Regions from separate parts of the Homo sapiens genome. Here region 1 is linked to region 2. Evidence: read pairs that join two places in POLR2A ChIA-PET (ENCODE). Cell type or tissue: B cell. All regions are shown on one strand. Links, peaks and the distances in the headings refer to the core of each region. The heading gives the core; the rest is flanking DNA. Region 1 overlaps SETBP1 (SET binding protein 1). Region 2 overlaps SETBP1 (SET binding protein 1).

Evidence for each region. ChIA-PET counts read pairs that join two places held together with the same protein. Peaks named below come from ENCODE experiments on the same cell type or tissue, not always from the same donor. Only the 100,000 strongest peaks of a DNase experiment are listed, where the experiment ranks them.
Region 1: POLR2A ChIA-PET joins it to region 2 with 6 read pairs; 2 of 35 experiments call an interaction of 5 or more read pairs at or near these places.

The regions. Positions count from the first base shown.
Region 1 is chr18:44,768,000-44,778,504 of GRCh38, forward strand. All of the region lies in intron 2 of SETBP1 (SET binding protein 1), which reads left to right. Among named protein-coding and RNA genes, the nearest start is that of SETBP1, 92 kb to the left of the region's middle. In B cell, for the core only: no CTCF peak of the experiment used is centred there; no DNase peak of the experiment used is centred there; H3K27ac peaks cover 690 bases.
Region 2 is chr18:44,705,845-44,716,349 of GRCh38, forward strand. The region is part of intron 2 of SETBP1 (SET binding protein 1); the gene reads left to right. Among named protein-coding and RNA genes, the nearest start is that of SETBP1, 30 kb to the left of the region's middle. RefSeq lists enhancers at 9,151-10,505, 10,384-10,505. In B cell, for the core only: no CTCF peak of the experiment used is centred there; a DNase peak (open chromatin) is centred at 4,137; H3K27ac peaks cover 1,216 bases.

The sequences.
Region 1 (10,505 bases), core at 3,484-5,983, 63 kb after region 2:
GGTTAGAAAATTCTGATGACTTTTCTTTCCCGTAATAGACTGAGCTCCTTGGAATCAAGATTCATGCGTCTTTCACTTTGGTGTCTCTGTATAGGAGCACAGTAGGGGCACCTGTTGTTAGTAATGTAAGATCTTGTAGAGTCTGGGCTGGTGGTCTTTAAGGTGTGATTTGGGAGGTTTTGATGCTTCAAAGTCCAATGTTGATTGCCAAGAGATTGTTAAGTGAGAGGAATCTGTTCTTCTGACCCCACTCTAACCATACAAGCTCTGCTTTTCATTTATGTTACATATTGGGATCTCCAGTGAAGTTTTCTCTAAAAATATTTTGAAAGACACATACACAGATACTTAAAACCTTATTAAATGCTTTCATGGTGTATGTGTGTGTATGTGTGTGTGTGTGGTATGTGTCTGGTATGTATGTCGTGTGTGGCAGAGCTTAGGATAAGGTGTAAATGTTTTCAGATTTCTTTATTCAGTTTAATTCTTCAATTAATGTTTCTCTACTTTTGGAGGAATTGGGTTGGTTACAATACAAGTTGTTCCATTAAGGATCTGTCAAGACTAGCTGAGGTTTTTTTCATATTCACCAAGATTTTTGGTGATTACCGGGTGTTTTGTTCTTTTCCTTCTAAAAGGATTTGAGCTTCCCATTAGTGGATTTATAATGATCATTGCTTAACCATATCAGACAATGAATTACACAAGAAACCTACAATTCCTGAATTGTTGCAAACCTCATAAAGTATATACGGAGATCTGTTTCACTAAAGACTTTGTTATTTTGACAGTTGCCCTTGGTTGCTCAAGAAAACCTCCTGGAAACCCTCATAAGAAGACAAAGACTGCTTGCTCTGCAGTTGTTTTCCGTATACCCACAGTGGGTGATAGAGTGGAATATGGGCAGATAGACTCTTTTGTCTCTGCAACAGCCCTCTGAAAAGAGTTGGACAGTGGGACCTGTTGGGTATAACATACCTGCTTGTGGTTTTTCTTCAGTAACAGAGGTGGGAGGTACACTAAAATGGCAGGGAAGAGAGGAGAAAAAAACAAGATGAAGGGTCAGCTAACTGCTCAGGGCTGAACCAAGGAGGCTGGAGAGGGTGCTGGGGCTTGCTTTTGGTTTGGTGGTTGGTCCAGAAAAGGAACTCTCATCTACAATGAATTCAAGGGTCCCAGCAGTTGGACTTTCCATGGGAATCTGGGTAGAGAATTTCTACTTAACACATGTCCCTTTTTACGTCTTGATGCCATTTTTTATTTCTTTCCATGGTAGCTCAACCTCGGGAAGCTTTGGACTTAGCCTGAAACAAGTCTTTACTCTTTAGTATTGGTTCTAACAAATGCAAGTCCCTTGGGAGCAAAAGGTTCAAAATACAAAAGTCCTGATATTTTTTTCAGACCACAAGAAGTTCCTTTCAGAATGTGCTGTTTATCTCTGCTCTTACTGAATGATGATTTCTTAGGAATGTGTCCATTAAAAGATACCTATTTAGATTGCCTTGGCTTAAGCCAAGTTCTCCAATACATTCTGATTGTCTAAATTCTTTCTTCTTTTCTTCTATGTTAGGTGCATTTCAGGGTCCAGAAGTGAGTATTGAGTGTGTATTTCTGTATCTACTTGTTGAGAATGGAGAGTAGAGAATTCAAAGCTTTATTCTTTCCCATAACTATTCTTATAAGGAAATCAAATACAAACAAAAAAGGAAGTCACATGCACAACCACTATTATGCTATATAGAAGTTCATGAAGTGCCACCTTTCTGTGGCCATGGAGGGAAAAGGCAGAGTCTTGCTGGCATCTTCAGCCACTCACATACATATGCTGCTGTGCTGAGGGTCATCTTTTAGCATCGAGACCGACAGCACCTGTGTACCCATGTGCCATCTAGACCATGTACATGAAGGCACACCAGCTGCTGTGTGGCCTCACAAAGACAATTCCAGAAATCCTCAAATTCTCACTCTCAACTGAACCATCTAAAGAAAGCCCTAGGCTGTCCCTGACTCCTAGTGGATCCTGAAATTCTTTCAAAAGGAAGAGGAAAACGCTGCTTTCCATTTCCTCTTTCCCCTCCTCCCAGCTCTTTTGAGAAATCAAACACAGAATGCAAATTCTACAGGAGAGATAATACTGATTTCTATTCGAACTGAAATATTAATGACTGATAACTGATATGTTAATGAGAAGAGTTTCTGTGGAAGCAATTGAAAAGAGAATAAGGACCCTATGGCTAGCATGTTTGGATGAGAGAGAGCATAGAGCCATAAGTAAAACGTGCTGAGTATTGGCTGGGAGCCTGGAAGAAAACAGCACCTCCTTGGTTTGCCTGAGGCTGATCCTGGGTGAGATGGTGGGTTAATGTCCTTACTTCTGTGGCTCTTGATCAGTTAGACATCAAACATCTTCCAAGTTCACCTCCTTTATTTGGTTTATTTTTAACCTATTTTATCTATTTTCACCTTTGATTTATCCTTTTAGTCTAGAATTTTGGTATTTTTGAAGTGTCCTTGGGATATGCAGTGGATTCGTGTTTTCATCTATTGCACTTGGATGTTTCATGACAAATATCTCACCCTGTTTTTGTTTTTGTTTTTGTTTTCACACTTGCCAGAGCAAAACATTTTTCAGCCTTAATTGTTCAGGAACAGCCCACAAAAGATTTAGCGCCATTCCTTTAAAAGTCTTCAATTGTAGGTGATAACTATACAGATGTCTGGGAGCTCAGTAAACCAAATCTTATCAGAAAGTGTGGGAGGCATTATGCACTAGAATGTAGAGTCAAATATTTCCTGACAGTAGGGTGGGAGCAAGAAAAGTTGGATTCCAGAAGGCATTCTTGGAATCAGAGAATGCCTGAGAACAGAAGGTGGAGGTGTGACTCCAGACCCAGGATTGTCACCGGAAGGCAATATAGAGAACTGTGTGGCCCTTAGAATGAGGGTTCTGGGTCATGTGAGGTTCATCATGGCCATCACAGTGGCCTGCTGCATATTGAGCTGCCCACTCTAGACTATTGATTTCACCTTGCAGGGAGGCCAATACCATGATCTCTGATAGCCTATGTCACTCATTTTCAGCCTGCTGTTGGGGTTGCTGGCTGCATCAGAATTACCTGGGAATTTTTCATAAATACAGATTCCCAGGATCCACTCCAGATCTACTGATGCAGAACTTCTGAGGGTGAAACTTCAGGATCTACTAGGAGTTAGGGACAGTCTAGAGCATTCTTTGGATGGTAGGATTGAGAGTGAGAATTCTGGGACTTCTGCAATTAAGTGTCTTTGTGAGCCCTCACAGAGGCTGGTGTGGTTTCGTCTACCTGGTCTAGATGGTGCATGGGTGCACAGGTGGTGTCAGGTCCCGTTACTGAAAGAGGACCCTCACCAGAGTTTCTGAGGGTGAAACTGTTAGATGAGCAGCTAACATAACAAGCACAATGAGAATAGGCAGAGAGCTCATCCAAAAGACCCTGCAAAGGGGCCAGGCCCAGACCATCCATCCAGTGATTTCTCTTTAACTGCTTTGGGCTCTGCAAAAGGACATTTTTTATGTAAGTCCCTAAGACAGAGTTGGGATCCCCACAGAACTGGACACAGGGTCAGAGACACCCACGGTGAGGAGGACATGTGGATGCCATTCATCTCGGGCCTCCCTTGGGCTCAGAGGGACCACGTTATGCCTGGGAAAGAGCAGAAGGTGGAGGCAGGGTTGTGCCCTGAATTCTCATCAGCATGCAGCCCTTTCCACTCTTATCAAAATCAACGTGGGTATTTCCTGCTCACAGGCCCCTGGAGGTGCAGCAAGAACAGAGGCTGGCTGGGAAGGGAATGGAGGAGAAACTCTGTATTGTAGATTCAATATCAGCTCCATGATTTCCCCCCCAAGGGATAAATATTGTGCTTTGCAGCTTATATGATGGAACAGACTTCCTATGTGTACGATTCCAGGAAGAGAGTTAATAAAACCTCTTGATACCTTGCCTCCCCGGCAGCATTTATTTGTCTAGCAGTGAGGCTGTGTGCTGTTCATACAGTACTGGTGTTAGGTTGACATTTGTTTTGACCTTTAAACTTTATGCTTCCTCTTTCCCCATCCTCTCCCCCGCCCCAGCCTCCCCACCTCCTGTTGTTCCTCAGCATGTGAGTTTGATCTTCTGTGACCTGGGCTTTTCCAAAGGTTGACTCTCCTGGGCTTGGATTGGGTGGGGTGCAGGCTTTTCCTCTTTTCTTTGCTCAAGGGTCATCGTGTGACTGTAAAATTATTGTCTGGCAGCAGTGCGAGCGCCATTTCACATGTGGGGAGTGTGTAGAGTTTTGTTTTTTCTTTAAATAAGAAAAAGGAAAGAAAACACCTCGAGGACCCACATCTGCCTGGAGAGCACAGGGCTAGGCCTCCTGCACTGGCTGGAGAACGCATCCCCTCCTTTGGAGTCCTGCCCTGGCCCAGCAGGGACTGGGAACCGCATCCCTGGGAATGCTGGTGCCCGTCAGGGAGAGGAACATTCTTGGCTCTGAGGCTTCTTCAGATCCTGGGGGTATTTTCATAAGAGCGTAACCCCAGGGCTAAAGGAAAATTCCACTCTTCAGCAGAGTGATGCGTCTGTTCTTGGTCATCCTCCCAAGTAATTATGTGCCGTGCTTAAGCTTTGAGCTTTGCACTTGGACTGAACTGGTTTGAATCCAGCTCCACTAGATACTACCAGATAACCTTACCCAGGTTTCTTAATGTTTCTGCACCTCAGTTTTCTCATCTGTTTAATGGGATTCGTGGGGAACATTCTGAGAATTAAATATAGTAATCAATATAGAAATTCCTGGAATAATCCCTGGCAGAGTGTAGACCCTCAAAACATGTTAGATCTTAACATGATTCCTCCTTAAGCGTCTTCTACCTGAAAGAATCTTTTATTCTATTCATATTTTCATAATTCAGTTGGATTTTTGGAGGTATGAACTGTGCCTTTTTGTATAGAAATATCTAGCAAAGGTAATTTGGTCTTTAAATTCCTTTTACTTTCTTGGTATTCATTGAAGACCAAAGACGCTTTGTTCATGTGGATCCTTGAATGGATTGTTGCTGCTTACCTTATCTTCCTCTCCCACCTACTCCTATTGAATAAGGGTTCATAATTATCCATCTAAAATCTACAGTAATTAAAAAAATAAATGTATAGACAGTCCATAGAGGAAGCATAGCATATACACTAAGGTGCCCTAGATCTCTGCACTATCTATTAGTGGGCATGCACAGTTTTTCTCTCCTGATGTATCATGTGCTGTGAGTGATCTTCCTGGAACTGAGGGATGGCCATGGAGGGAGTGCTCTGTAGCTTTGAAACCTACCAGTGGGCCTTAGTTACAGACATGGCCCCAAAGGAATCATAGCAAGCTTGGCTCACAGACAAGCACAAGGAAAGCAGGTAAAGAGGAACCCCAGGAGACACTGCAGAGCTGACTCCAGAGAACTGTGGGGTCTGCTGGGCACCTCCCTCCCCTCTTCTTCACAACAGAGCATTGAAGTTATGTTTTTAACACATTTTTGCAACGTCAATAGAAACAAACTGTCTTCTTGCTCCTAGAATATAGAGAAGTGGTAGTGGGATATTAGAGTTCCACTCTTTAAGTGTGTATTCCCAACTGATGGAAAATAACACCCAAACCAAAACAAACAAACAAGTAAACAAAAACCCAGTCCAACCACTGGGGGCCTGCAGAATATCTCAGGCTAGCCGAAGAGAATGTGATAAAAGTAGGTTCATACCTTAGGTTCCAAGTATTAATCTCAACCAGCCTCTCTCTCTCTCTCTCTCTCTCTCTCTCTGTCTCTCTCTGTTTATGTGTGTGTGTGTGTGTGTGTGTGTGTGTGTGTCTTTCTTCCCCCTCTCTGACTGTATGTCCTCTTTTGGCATGGCATGGTGAGGTAAAAGGCATAGCTCCTAGGTGACATGTTAACATACTTCTAGTTTCCTACCACAACCACTTATAGGTGCCTGGGGACAACATGGCCATTCAATCAGATTGAAAACAAAAGTTTGAGCCAGTGGTAGATTATAGTTATTGAGGACAATGTGAGAAAGAGGAAGGGAGGCCCAAGATTTATACACCAATTCCTCCTAGAAATTTGTTTGGTTTACTATGAGCTGACCCTGTGACTTTGAAGATTTTAATCTTAAAATTAGGACAGGTTTTACTGCCTCTTTTGATGTACGCATGGATCCTGGCACAGTCAGGAGAGTCTCAGTCAGAGTGAGGGGCGAAGCCATAGAAAATTGTTCCATCTGAGGAACTTTATTGAAACATACATTTCTGACCTTGATCCTTGGAAGTACCCTTCAGGAGAGAGTATATGTGTTTGAGTGTGTATGTGTGTGTGGGTGTGTGTGTGTGTGGGTGTGAGTGTGGGGGTGTGTGGGTGTAGGAGGCTTAGATATATGCATCTTATAAAATAAATGCAAAGACATGCTGATGACCCATCTTGGATCTTTATCCCTCCTAGCATGAGCATCCTCTGATGGATCACTGCTATAGGTGGTGATCACAAGTAGGACGTGTAGAGGAGACTGGCAAGAGTTGTCATGTAGAATGTGACCTGGCAGTAGATGATTTGTGGATAGGGTGCGAGCACATGGGATTATGAAAACTCAGAGTTGGAGGTCACTTGTGAGTAATCTAATCTAACTCTTCTACAGACACTCTGGAAAATATTCTTCAACCTCAGCCCGAAAATAGTTATACAGTCTGGAAGGGTCCTAGCCAGGATTTGAACCTGGGTCACCTGATCCCAGAGCATATACTGTCGACCCTCATTGAGACAAATGACTGTACCCTCTCAATTTGAGTGAGTTACAGGTCTCTAGGAGTTTAGCAATAGATTCCTGAGATTCTATGCTTTTACTTGGTGTTTTTTTTTTTTCCTTTTTCTTTTTCCTTAGTCAGAGCACTTCAAATTTGATATAATGCTTTGGAGCTAGGCTAATGGAAAGGTTCCTAGAGGTAAATTTAGAATTTTTTTTTAACTTTCTTGAAAATGCTGATGAAAACTATGAAAATGCTGATACCTTCAAATCAATGCACCTTGCATTGCTACTAAAGGTCTCACCAGAAATCAAAACCTTTAGCCTGTGTCCTGGATCCTTTTTTCTTTAAATTGCTATTGGGGGTATAGTTTCATGGCTCATTGATTCAAAATATTTTTTGGTCAGTTACTTTATAGAGGCTCTGGGCAAGGTCCTACACTGACAAAGTTGAATAAGATGTTCTCCTTGTCCTCAAGGTGTTCACCATCTTCTGGGAGAGACAGTTAACTCAGTCAACATGGATATTTCTATGTGATACCTGCAGTTAGCAGGATGTAGAAGATGCTACAGTAACATAGCCTGGGAAGGCAGGAAGGTTTCCAGGGAAGTAACATAAGGTTTATGAAGTCTAGAATCTTTTCTCTTTCTCACTGAGTTCCTGTAAGAATTCAGTACTTCAGTTCTGGCTACTTTTTTTTCTTTTTCTTTTTCCCTACCATCACTTCCTCCATAGTGTTGTTTTCAAGAAATGAATAAAATATAATTTTGTCTCCTTACTTTCTAATTTGTTTTTTTTCTATAGTTTTTTGTTTTACCTCTTAATTCCTTCACTCAATTCAGGTGATTAGGATGGAGCGTACTTTTCATGTTTAGGTCAGTTTAGGAATTTCCAAGTGTAGAGAGCACCATTTTTTTTTTTTTTTCGTTGTCCAACACTAAAAAACAGTGAGTCATAGAGACTGGATTTAGAATAACGAGATTAAAGACTACCTGAGCTGGAAGAGACCTTAAGGGCCGTCTCACTCATTGCCTGCATAGATCATAGATACATGATGGATTTGTGGTCCAGAGAAGCAGATCCCTGCTCAAGCCACTTTCTTTGCACTTTGATCTCTACATAAACTGTCCAAATGGGATCATGTTTTCTTTTCTGAATGGCCCTATCCTGTCTCTATCCCTTAATTGCCCTTCAATGTTCAATGGACAGAGCCGTTTTAACGTAGTTGTAATTGACTTGTATTTCTCTCTCATCTCCTATGAAGTCCGGAGGTGTGGCTATCTGTGTGTAGCTGCCCTGGCAGGTGAGAGGGAGGGTATTATGAAAAGGTACCCATCATGAAGGTACTGTGGACAGGCAGTTGAGGCCTGAATGTCAAGCAAGAAGCACTTTTCTTTAGGATACTTTCTCCCCTGGTATTTTCTTCCCCCCACCTTCTTCCAGGGCTCCACCGCGCACCCAACCCCTAGGGCTCATATTTTACTGTTCCTGATTGACATCAGGCTATAGAGCCCTCTTTTCGCTCCATAGCACAGCCCATATGGATGCCGATTTAAACCCAGGCTAGATTGTTTTTTTTCTAAAAGGCCAAAGAAAATATGATTTCAAAACCAGACAGAATCTCCTCTCATTTCATTTAGTGACACCGTGAGGTGGAACTGTCTGGATAAGACTCCATCTAGCAAGTTAAAAACTCCCCAAAAGCACAGGGACAGGAAATTTCATGGTAAATATTTAAGCTCCTGGGCTCCAGGGCAATTGGAAAGTGTGTGTTAAGAAGCTTTCCTCTTTCCCTCTAATTCCCTGTATTCATCACTTGAGCTGTGCCATTTGGGCTTATCCTTTATGCCTAAAGAAGTCTTGCCTTTTAATCTTTTAGCCACAAAAAAATAGTAAAGAAATATAAAACACCTTAAATAATAATGCCCCAGGGAGATAATATCCTAGGAAATTTAGGGCTTAGGTGTTCCTATGGAGCACACATGTGTTCACAGATGCCCATCTCTGATGCTGATCAGTTAATAGAGGTTAATACTTCGTGTAGGATCAGCAGGGCTTGAGGTCTTGTCCTGGGCATTCTGCTCCTACTTTGTCGCTGGGTGACTCAGTTTCCACACTGGGAGAATAGGGAGAAGAGTTTTCCCTTAGGCTACCTCCCAGGAGGTGGAGAGGATTAACTCAGATGAGGAAGGCAGAGATGCTTTAGAGGCCAAAATGTGGGCAATAAAATAAGGTAGGCCAGGTGTGGTGGCTCATGCCTGTAATCCCAGCATTTTGGGAGGCCAAGACAGGAGGATCCCTTGAAGCCAGAAGGTTGAGACCAACCTGCACAACATAGTGAGACCCCCGTGTCTACAAAAAATTAAAAAATTAGCTGGACATGGTGGTGTACACCTGTGGTCCCAGCTACTCGGGAGGCTGAGGCAGGAGGATCCCTTGAACCCAGGAATTTGAATCCAGCCTGGTCAACATAGCATAACTCCATCTCAAAAAAATAAAAGTTAAATTACTTGGCCACTATCTCACCATTCTAAGTGGCAGAACTGGGTTATACACTCAACTCAGTCTTTCTCTGAAACTCAGAGTCAACCCCTAGCACTTAGTAATCTCTCCATCAGCATTAACTGTTAGATTGTGGCTGTCATTTTGAATGTCACAGTTATGCATGCTCCTGTGTGGACCTGACTGGTTCCTGGCCCGGCACCATTCCGCGTATGTCCTGGGGCTGCCATCCCCTCATCTGGTGGATAGAGTTGCACCTGTATATCTCTGGCTGTTCTGCTCACCCCTTCAGAGCAGACATCACCACCCTTTCCCCAGGCTTCTATGCAGGCAAACTGAGGACACAGGAGGTTCCTGGACACCCGTCAAGGAGGAAAGCAGGGATGCATGTTGCTCTGGGCTCCGTATCAGTTCATATTTGGCACTGCCTCTGTAGTCTGATAAAAACAGGCCAAAAGAGGAAATCCAAATTCAAAATCTGACTTTCACACAACTTCTGACAAGCTGAAATAGGCCCATTTTGGGGCCAATGATAAAAGTCTGATTTCTCAAGCACTTTATTTGTCTATTGGATCAGAATGGCACTGATTAGTACTTTCTGTGCAAAAGCAGAGACGGGGAGCCGCCTTCCCATTTCTGAACCCGACTGTTCTATTTACAATCTCTAAGCAAATTTCTGGAATTTCACTGACAGATTCCCTGGGGCATGAAAATCAAGCTTCTTGTGTGTGTGGATGGGCTGTGGGATGGGCTGGCGTGTTCTCTAAAGCGTCTTTATCTGCCTGGGCCCCCTCCCTCTCTTCTCCCTGAAAGAGCCAGTGCCAAGACTTGAGTTGTTTCATTTGGCTCAAGTCTGGAGGCATTGATACTGAGCTGGCCTTGTATGAAACCCACTTGCTGGTCCTGTTCGTCTGAGAGTCAAAAACGTAAGATCCTCTGGAGTAGAGAACAGTCCCTCCTTCCCATCCCCCTCTTATTCTCAGCCTAGGGGGGCCTATTCTCAAAAACCTGGAGCTAGAGGGGGGTCACCTAATCACTCACCATTTTTTCTCTGAGTTTTATTCGGGGTATTTTGTAAACTTGGACTTAGGGTTAAGAAGTTCATCAAAAGCTTTATCAGTGAGGCTTTGATGTCACTTGCATAACATTTTCCTAAAGAACTGTCAAGTACCAAATCCTACATATTGTTGATTTTTATCATCTGA
Region 2 (10,505 bases), core at 2,660-5,159:
GGGAACATCACCACTTAAGTGGTAAGTTGTGAGGAGGAGCCCATGGAAGTACTACCTCCCTGGCTCAAGGATGCACGGACTCTTCTAACCAGGATAGAAGTCTCTTTTCTCTTTCATATAAAACTAGGATAGGAATTGAGATGCTATTTGGGAGAGGGCCTATGATGGATTTACATGCTTTACATGAGGTGTGAAAGCAGCATTTGGTAGGAAGTAGAGGCTGAGGGGAGAGCTCAGAAGCTACTTCGGGGCCTCTGAACTCTCCTTTGGACAGGTCTAATTTTGCAGATGGACCCCACACATGTAACTTGTTCTTTATCATGGGACCAACGTGGTTGCAACTTAAACTTACTCAGGTAAGTGACTTAATAACTTACACTTCCTCAGGTTTGCTTCTAGGTGATTAGATTAAAACAACAGAGACCATGAAGATGAGTCTCTGGAAGAATGTTCCAGTAGTGCTGGGCACAGTGGCTCCTGCCTGTAATCTCAGCACTTTGGGAGGCTGAGGTGGGTGGATCACTTGAGATCAGGAGTTCGAGATCAGCCTGCCCAACGTAGCAAAACCCCATCTCTACTAAAAATACAAAAATTAGCCAGGCATGGGGTGGTGAATGCCTATAATCCCAGCATCTTGGGAGGCTGAGGCAGGAGAATCGCTTGAACCCAAGAGGTGGAGGTTGCAGTGAGCCGAGATGGTGCCACTGCCCTCCAGCCTTTTTGGGTGACAGAATGAGACTCAATCTCAAAAAAAAAAAAAAAAAAAAAAAAAAAAAAAAAAATTCCAGTAGTGACAGGGTTTTGAAGAGTTTCCAAGCTGGGCAAGGCTTAGCAGCTCTTCTCTTTCGTGAGGATGTTGGGAGTCAGGGACACCTGTCTAGATTCAACAGCAAGATAAGGGCATGGGAGTTCCAAATGGATGCCATACAGTGACTCAGGGTAGGAGATGTGGTGTGATAGTCTGACACCAAGCAGCTTTGTGAATCTGGATCTGCAGTATGAATTTGCTGAAGCCCTAGTTTCCTCACCTGCCAAATACAGGTGATGATTTCTACATGATATAACTCAGAGGAAGATTTTAGAAGAAAATGGATAATTTACAGAGCAAACATCATCATAATAACTTTGATTTCTTGAGCTACATGGCAGACCCTCTGCTAACTGTTTTACATTACTCACCTTATCTGTTAGTCCTCATAACAATGCTGCCAGGCAGATCTTATTTATTTACAGGAACTTGAGGCTCAGATTGCTTCAAAGGAGGAGGAGCTGGAAGGGGCGAGGTTTTCCTATGAAGCCAATTCTATTAGACTCCAAGCAAATGTGTATTCCAGTCCCTTAGTTGCCACACCCTATAAAAGTAAAGGATTTCTGAAAGGTGAGGATCACTAGAGTGTTTTTTCCATACTTTCTCATATAGCTGGGGTGGCACAAGCATAATCTGCCACATTTTCCCTAATTCTAAGTTTTCCATGGTTTTGAGAGAGTGTTCAAAGCTCACTAGTTAAAGCCCTATTTTTTTATTCATTGTACTTACAAATTTTATTTGCTTTTGACAAAAATACAACTTCTATTTCATTTCTTTGGATTTAATTTTTCCTCCTCTCCAGTTCTATTGGGAGATCTTATTTCCTCCTGTTGCAAGGACTTCAACCTTATACCCATCAGGTGCCTGCCATGGTCCTAGAAGCACATTCAGGATTTGTCTTGGTCTAGACCGTCATCATATGCCTAGGGAAAGACTCTTGTATTCCGTCCTGAGCATTCACAATCTGCTTTTGAGAAGCCAAATAAATCATGCACTTATTTCCTCCTTACACAAAGAGCAAACACACAAAGTATGGATAGGAAAAAAGTTTCTTAGGTGTTGTTGATGGGAAGAGAGGTTGGCATTAGATTGCAGAGAGCAATGAATGTCAAATAAACGAGTTTGGATTTAATTCTGTAAGTAGCAGGGGTGCTCACAGGGCTTTGAATCAGGGAGAAGGAACGGTTGCAGGGGTGCTGGGGAACTTGCTGAGAGTGACTCTGTGTAGAGGAGCTTAAAATGGGAGACATGAAAGGGGAGCCTTTTGGTAACACAGTTTTCAGCAAGGAGAGATTGGTCTAGGGTTCTTCCCTTTTCCTGGCATGTCCTGAGAAGCACATTTCTCTCTTGACCTTTAATGGTTGTAGCAATTTCGTTTACACGTGGGTGAGGAGGGGTCTATGAGAGGAGGTGTTTGGCAGAGGGTGAGGGGTGGCTTGCTTTGCCAAGGGTGCAGGTTGCCTAACCTCTGGCTGCTGCACCCATGGTTTTCTTCTCCTCCACACAAGTGGGTGGCTCAGAGAGCCTTCTACCCTCCTGGTGGTTCAAGTGTCCTTCCCTTGCCATCCTATTTTGTCAGCACTTTCTCTGGTCACTCCCAAGTGTACTGCTTTACAGAAGACTTGGCCTCTCTTCTTCTGGGGGTGGGAATGTGGTGTTTCAAACTCCTGGGAGTATGAGCTTCTTCCTCCACAACACCCTCATCCTGACTTGGAGATGAGGTCTCCATAGCATTTCTACACAAGAGGTTGAATTTCCCCTCTTGTTTCATTTTAGTTTTTGTCTCCTGAGATTTAAAAACATTTTTAAGTACCACATTTCTATGTATTCATTAGAATGCCTGGAAATTTTGTTTCCTGATAGATTTCTCTCTGATTATGTTGTAGCTAAAGCAGCAGGGAAGGTGGGGAACGACCTTTTCTGCAGGGCAGCAGGGAGCATTGGACATGTCAGCTGAAAGTGTGAGGGAAAGAACCTTGGCCTTGGAGATGGGGAGCCCTGGGCACCGGCTCTGCCTCTGTGACTCACAATCACATTCGGCCAGCATACTTTACCTCCCTGCTTCTCAGCTTCTACATGTTCAAAAAAAAGAAAAGAAAAGAAAAGAAAAGAAAAAGATGAAGAAGAAAAACAAAGCAGCATTTTCCCTCTGAGGTCTTGTTTCTGTTCTATAATCTAGAAACTTTAAGGGCCATTCTGTTTCATCAGCAGGGCAAGTGTTTCTCTTTAAGAACGCTCATTACTATAAACAGATTTTTGACCTCTGTTTGGACCCACTGTTCCGTCATCAAATTGTTTCCTTTTAGCCCGAAATGTCAAAAGATCTAAAATCATGGGAGCAAGGGTCAGAGTTGAGCTTAAAATGTGGTGATTTACCAAACTCGTGTTCCGTAAATATATTTTGGGAATATTTGGTTATCCCTCAACCCCGTCTTCTATTTTTCTCTTTTTTTCTTCCTGTGTTTGGGATTCTCTGGGGGTTTAAAACATGTAGCTTGGCTGTTTCCTCCTGGTTTGGTGTTCTCTTGTTTGTTTTTTTCTCTTTGGACCCCCCCAAGGAAGGTTTTTTGGTGAATTCTATGCCATTGAAAATGCATCTGGCAGAGTAACCAGCAAAAACTGTGTTCTGTTCAGACAGAAAGTCATTTATTCTCTGAAGCATGGCTGGTGTGCTCTGTATGTGAAATTCTAGATGAGGAGTACAGGGTCTATTAGAAAGAGCCTCCACTCTGGAAGTGGATTAGAACTCAGATACCCTGATTCCAGGAACATGGTCTCTCTGCCTCTGGACAGAGACAGCCTGCATAATCTTAGGCAAGACTTAACCTCTTGAAACGTTTCCTGACAGTTGGAAAATCAGGGATAACAGCAGCCCCTCCTTGTTGATGTCACTGTGGTGAGGTTGAAGTTGTCCGTTGGACACTTAGGACAGCCCTTTGCTTAGTATGTCCTGCTCTCATTGCTGTTTGGCATCTCTCCCTGCGGACCATCCATAGGAGCTTCCTTAGTTGAGGCACAGAGTGGGCACACAGTGATCTGCAGTGGTGCTGGGCACTTGGGAGGCCTGGGCTGTGTTGAATTATGTTAGCTGGGGGGCAGCACCAGTGCCTGATGTCTGATGCCTGGAGAAACTTCTATTAGTTGAGCATATCACTAATGATTTTTTTTTTTTTTTTTTTTGGTGTTGGTGGTAGGAATTGCTATACGGATTTATTTAGAGATAGTTCAAAGGTCTTTTATCTCTGTGGTCATTTATCTGCCAAACCGGGATTACTGCTGAGCACAAAGGATGACTCAAAATGAAAGTTTCAAAGCAGTGTCAAAGGAACCATCAAGTGGGGTTCAGCTGGCGGCTGCTACTCTTCCAGCATTTGCAAAGTCGGCCCCTCTTCCTCATCGTTGCAATTTTACATCCTCAAAAAGTCCTCTCATTGCTACATTGCTAGTTGACCCGCAGTTATATTTCCTTTTTTTCTTTTTAATAAAAGGCAAGAGAAACAATCCGTTTTTGCCTTTTCCTACCACATCTTTGACTTTTCTGATTCCTGCAAGTTTAAGTTAAAAACATCCTACCTTCAAGCTACAAAATGCAGCACATCCCAGGACATCCCTCACCTGCTTTGCTTGTTTATTAGACACAAGTGGCTTTGTTCAGAAAGTTACTGGGAACCGCTAAGGATAGTCAAGGTGGAGAACACAGGGTGGGGTCTCAGAGTCTGAGGCCTTGGTTCAGGTTCCTGATAACATTAAATATAGAAAATACACAGCACAAGGCCTTGAAGCCATGCATTTTAGGAGTTTTTTTTTTTTTTTTTTTGAGATGGAGTCTCATTCTGTCACCCAGGCTGGAGTTCAATGGCAGGTTTTTGGCTCACTACAATTTCTGCCTTCCAGGTTGAAGCAATTCTCCTGCCTCAGCCTCCCAAGTAGCTGGGACTACAGGCCCATGCCACCACATGCGGCTAACTTTTGTATTTTTAGTAGAGACGAGGTTTCACTATGTTGGCCAGGCTGGGCTCGAACTCCTGACCTCGTGATCTGCCCACCTCAGCCTCCCAAAGTACTGGGATTACAGGAGTGAATGACCGCACCCAGCCAGGAAGTTTCTAATATCTGCAATAAACTAAAAATTTGTGTTATACTTTGCACACAGCCAAACTGTTTTGGGGAAAGTGTTTCAACAGCATGGTCCTCAGAGTGACTTGACTTGGAAGGTTGGCACTAAGGCTCTGATCACTCCCCTATGGAGCCATCAGTGGCCAGAGGAAGAGGCTGCCAGAGAGGAGGGCAGGAGTTAAGTAGACCCAGGTCCTCAAGAGGCATACAGACAGACACAACATGCAAACACCTTCACTGATTTTTAGCCACGCCACGTCGTATGAAGTCTGCCTGAGGCTGAATTATATATTAACTGGTGGATCAGTGAGCCCCCGCTGCTGGGGGAGTGCAAGCTGAGGCCGCCATCTGAGTGCGTTGAACAGGAACACCCAGAGCCCTATATTGCAAGAGGTTTGAACTATGCAACTTTTTTCTCTTTTCTTTTCTTTCCCACCCTCCCTCCATCCCTCGCCCATTCCTCCCTCCCTCCCCTACTCCTCCCGCCTCCCTCCCTCTCTCCCTCCCTCCTGATTGTTTCTGCTGCTTGGCTCTGGCTGTGGGTAAACTCCAGCACTGCAGCTTCATCTGGGAGACCCACAGCTCGTTTGCTTCCTTCCTTCCTTCCTTCCTTCCTTCTTTTCCTTCCTCTCTCCCTTCCTCCCTCCCTCCCTTTCTCCCTTCCTTCCTCCCTTCCTTCCTTTCTTCCTCTCCTTCCTTCCTTCCTTTCTCCCTCCCTCCCTCCTTCCCTCTCTCCCTTTCTTTCTTTCTTTGTTGCTTTTTTTTTTCTTTTTTTAAAACAGGGTCTTGCTCTGTTGCCCAGGCTGGAGTGCAGTTGTACAACCATAGCTTACTGCAGCCTCAAACTCCTGGGCTCAAGTGATCCTTTCAGCTCAGCCTACTGAGTAGCTAGTACTGCAGGTGTGCACCACCACATCTAGCTGATTTATCTTTAAATTTTTTTTTTTTTTTTTTTGGTAGAGATAGGTCTTGCTATGTTGCCCAGGCTGGTCCTGAACTGGCCTCAAGCAATCCTCCCGCTTCGGCCTCCTGAAGTGCTGGGATTACAGGCCACCGGCCTGGGCTGACTACACAACCTCTAGGGCACTTCACCATTTTCCATAATACCCCAGTGGATCTCGCCCTATGAAGGCAAGGGCCTCCCTGTATATCTTGAGTCTGCATTTCTCTCTGAATTCCCAGGTTGTTGTATTTTTCTCCCTGCCTGCCCCTTCTTCCCTGGGCCAACTTCCCTCACCTCCCCACCAGCCTGTGACCTCACACGGGAAACAATGGAGACCTTTATTTACTCTCAGAAGTCTGAGCAGTTCCCACCTCAGTACCTGGCCTGTGAGGCCATTTGATAATCATCATTAGTATCAAATGCAGGTTGCTTTGGTGTGTTTTCTAGACCTTGTTTATTGTGGTTCCCTCCCTCCCCCACCAGATGGTCGTCTTTGCCTCCCACAAGTTTCTAGCCAGTTTCACAGTGGGGGATAGGAGGTTGGGGGTGGGTAGGAAATTCTTAAAAGGAGATAGAGAGCAGCTCTGTCCCTCCAGGTGGGCCACCCACCATGTCTTGCCAATAAGAAGCAATCATTTGCAAATATAAACTTGCCCAGGAGTGTGGACAGCCTTTTATGCCAGGCCAGTTATTTCATTTGTTTAGTGTTGTTCATGAGAACTCAGCTCAGGAATTTCAGCATTTTTTACAACACACAGTACCCCTGCAGAACCAACTTAAAGCAGTAGCTCCTCATGGTGGATCATGGGTTTTGTAGTATACAGTGGGACTCTCCATGATCTCTCCATTCTTATCCTTTGGGGGCAGCATTATGTAGAAACTAACTTATTTGGGTGTGTGATTCTTCCTGTGTCATCAGGTTCCTGAACTAACCCAGTCTTCCTGCTTGATTCCTACCATTTAGATAAATGGCAGGGCAGTGTTTCTGATTGGGCTTGCGTGCTATTGGATCATGAAGGAAGCCAAGATTGGGAGATCCAGAAAGGGTCCTCGAATGAGAAGTTGAATTCATTGAGGACACAGGTGAGAATCAGGCATCTGGTCATTAGGCAGGAGAAGGCTGACAACAGAAGCTCTGTGTCAAAAGAAAGTCATAGGTCCACAACTGAGTCACACTTCCAAAATCGTGGATATTGCTAGAAATTAGAAGAGCCTCTGAGCATTTCTCTTTCAGCATCCCTCTTTTTTTTTTTTTTTTTTTTTTTGATACAGAGTCTTGCTCTGTCGCCCAGACTGAAGGGCAGTGGTGTGATCTCTGCTTACTGCAAGCTCCGCCTACCGGGTTCAGGCCATTCTCCTGCCTCAGCCTCCCAAGCAGCTGGGACTACAGGCGCCTGCCACTGCACCTGGCTAATTTTTGGAATTTTTAGTAGAGACGGGGTTTCACCATGTCAGCCGGATGGTCTCGATCTTCTGACCTCGTGATCCTCCCACCTCGGCCTCCCAAAGTGCTGGGATTACATGTGTGAGCCACCGCGCCCGGCCTCAGCATCCCCTTAATGGAACAAAACACCCCTTTCCAACTCCCTAAGGCATAGTTATTTGACTGCTGCTCAAAGGCCTTCACGGGGGGGGACGTGCCACCTTTCGCGGCAGCCCTTGTTTCAGAAAGCTCTTTCTTATATTGCACTAGGCATCCCTTTTATAGCCTAGATATTTCCAGTTCCTGAAAGTGTTCCTTGTATTCCATGGTTTCCTGGTGCCAAACCACCCTGGTTCCTGTGCTGGGAATACTAGTTTTTCAGTGTCTCTTCTAAAAGGTGTAAGTGGGAGAGCTCACAGAATAGAGTACAATACTGGGAGGTGATCTGGCCCTGCATTATGCCAGGGTATTGTAACCTCCTCTGTTCTAGACACAGTATCTCTATTAACATGACCCCAAGCTGTACCAGCTTTCTAGAAGCTATGTCATTGTTCATATACACTGAACTCAAGGTCAAGGAAACCTGCCAAACTAATATTGTCTTATGCTACTTTTGCTGTACAAATTATCACATCCGATAGTCAGTCGATTCTCTAGGCTAAAATTCAGGTGTTTGCGTTATTATCATCTCTTTGTGCACAGTTCTGGGCAGAGACGTGAATCGAATGTTATACAGATGGTCTGGTTTGGGTCTAGTGACTACATAGAAGGCACAGAAACAAGGCACTTTTAAATGTAGTTGCCCAACTCAGTCAGAAATCCTTTTCTATGTATTCTGTAGAGATACATCTCTAGATGGCTATCTGCCTTCTCCGAACCTGGTTTCTCATTTATATAATGACCTCCTTTATCTAAATGAAAGGGCTGTTAAGTGTGTGTTGTTAAAGGTGAAGTCTATTATTCTCAATTATGGTGTAAGCTCCCTGAGGACAGGAATTGTATCTTTTAATGTAATATTCACTTATTTTTATTTTTCCAGCCTAGATGTTAAACAAGTTCTTCTTAGGTCTCCTTTTTTTTTTGAGAAGGAGTCTTGCTCTGTCACCCAGGCTGGTGTGCAGTGGCACGATTTCCGCTCACTGTAACCTCCACCTCCCAGGTTCAAGTGATTCTCCTGCCTCAGCCTCCTGAGTAGCTGGGACTACAGGTGCATGCCACAACACCGGGCTAATTTATTTTGTATTTTTAGTAGAGATGGGGTTTTGCCACGTTGGCCAGGCTGGTCTCAAGCTCCTGACCTCAGATGATCCGCCCGCCTTGGCCTCCCAAAGTTCTGGGATTACAGGCGTGAGCCACCGCACCTGGCCTTAGCTCTTCTGTTCTATTAATATCAAAACAGCTCCTGCTTAGTCAGCTCTGTGTATTTTGCATTGGTAGTTAGAAACATCTGAAATCTTGTGTCTCTCGGGGTGTGTGTATGTGTGTGTGTGCGCATGCACGTGTGAGCGCTCTCCTATCCAGATATACTGTAACAGAGCTGAAGCATCTTAATTCTAGAAGTACCTACAGAGTTTAATGGGGTTTTCAGCCTAAGTGCTGTGTAGGGTATAGAAAGATGTTGCTAAGAAGTATTGATCTCAGGACATTTAGGGAAAAACCCAGGGCACTGTATTTAATAAGTAACTGTCAAAATATGTGATCCAGATGATAGTGCATGGTGTGGACAATCACATCTGCCCAGCACCTTGATAAAGTGTACTCACATCTGCCCAGCTGTTCCTTCTTTTGGGTTTGCTCTTCGTATAGTTAAGCAAAGTTGTTATTTCTCCCTGTTTTATAAACTGGGGAAAGGACTCTGAGGGTTTAAATGGCTTGCCTGAGCTTACAGCTAATTACTGAGGTTGGTGGGGTGGGGGGTGTTTGGGACTCAAACCCTCAGGTCTCCTGGTTTCCAGCAGTGGAAGCTATCTTCGAAACATTCCACCCTGCCTTGCCCTGCTGGGGCATCTTTAAGAAGAGAATAGTTGAGTCTCTTGAAACTCACCTGGTTGTTTCTGCTGCTTGGCCCTGGCTGTGGGTAAACTCCAGCACTGCAGCTTCATCCTGGAGACCCACAGCGCCTTTCTTGACTGCCCATAGCCGTATCCCTGCTAGAAAACACTGGGCAGGTCACAGCGGCAGTGAGGCGTGGTACGAAGTGATGGGCTGGCAGCAGCACAGGGCTGTGGGATAATAGGCTCGCTGTGACTTAATCCAGAAGTTATTTACAGGGTATTCTAAAGTGTCCTGGTTTGGACTGAGAATGTGGGATTCAGCTGAGGCCCTTGCAAAATAAGATTCCATGAGCGCTGACTAGCCTGAGGCCTGAGGGGAACAGTTTCCCCAGTCAAGGGTTCTGGGTCCAAGTCCCTGTTCTGCCTTTAACAAGTCCATCTGTGTTTGCTCATATTTAATAAGGGAGTCATAATGTCACTCTTCTTTTCACATTATTCTGAAGATAATCTGAGCCAATGGCTATAAAACAGTTCTGAAATGTTAACAGTGCAATGGAAATAGAAAGTGTTCTTTTTTAAAACTACTGTATAGTAGATTTCCAACAAACTATCGTTGCTAATTAAACTTTTCCATCACTTCCTTCAATATCCTTTTATTCCCTGGCCTCTCTCCTCCTCTTCTCTTAATAAAGCCCCCAGACGTGGCTGTGATGGACAGCAGCTGCAGGTTGGAAGTGGGCGCGTCCAGATACCCACCACATGGTGTAATTGCCCTTTGTGAAATTCTGGGGTGAGAGGTCAGCCCTCTTTGCCCATCTTTGTCACTTCTCAGTCATCTGTATCCTGGTGGCAGTTGTGTTATCCCAGCATCCTTCCCCTACCCCCACCTTCCCTCCCTTCTCCTGGAGCCCAGGAAAAAACCATCTGCTGAGTTGGCTTTCAGAAGATTTTTTTTTAAATACCAATTTCCCTTTGTTCCGAGGCAACCTCCAATCAGGGCTGGTGTCTGCTGGGTTTGGCGAAAGGCTGGTATTGTGTTTCATGCTCCCGGAGGAAAGGTTGTCCACTTGCTTTTCTTTTTGATTCGATTCCCTGCCATTCTGCAGGAGAGTCAGTGGTTGCAGCTGCTGCTGTCAGCTATAAGTGGGGGATCCCCTTGTTTAAGAACCTATACGTTAATCCCTTGGCAGGAGGAGAAAAACAAAACAAAACAAAAAAAAT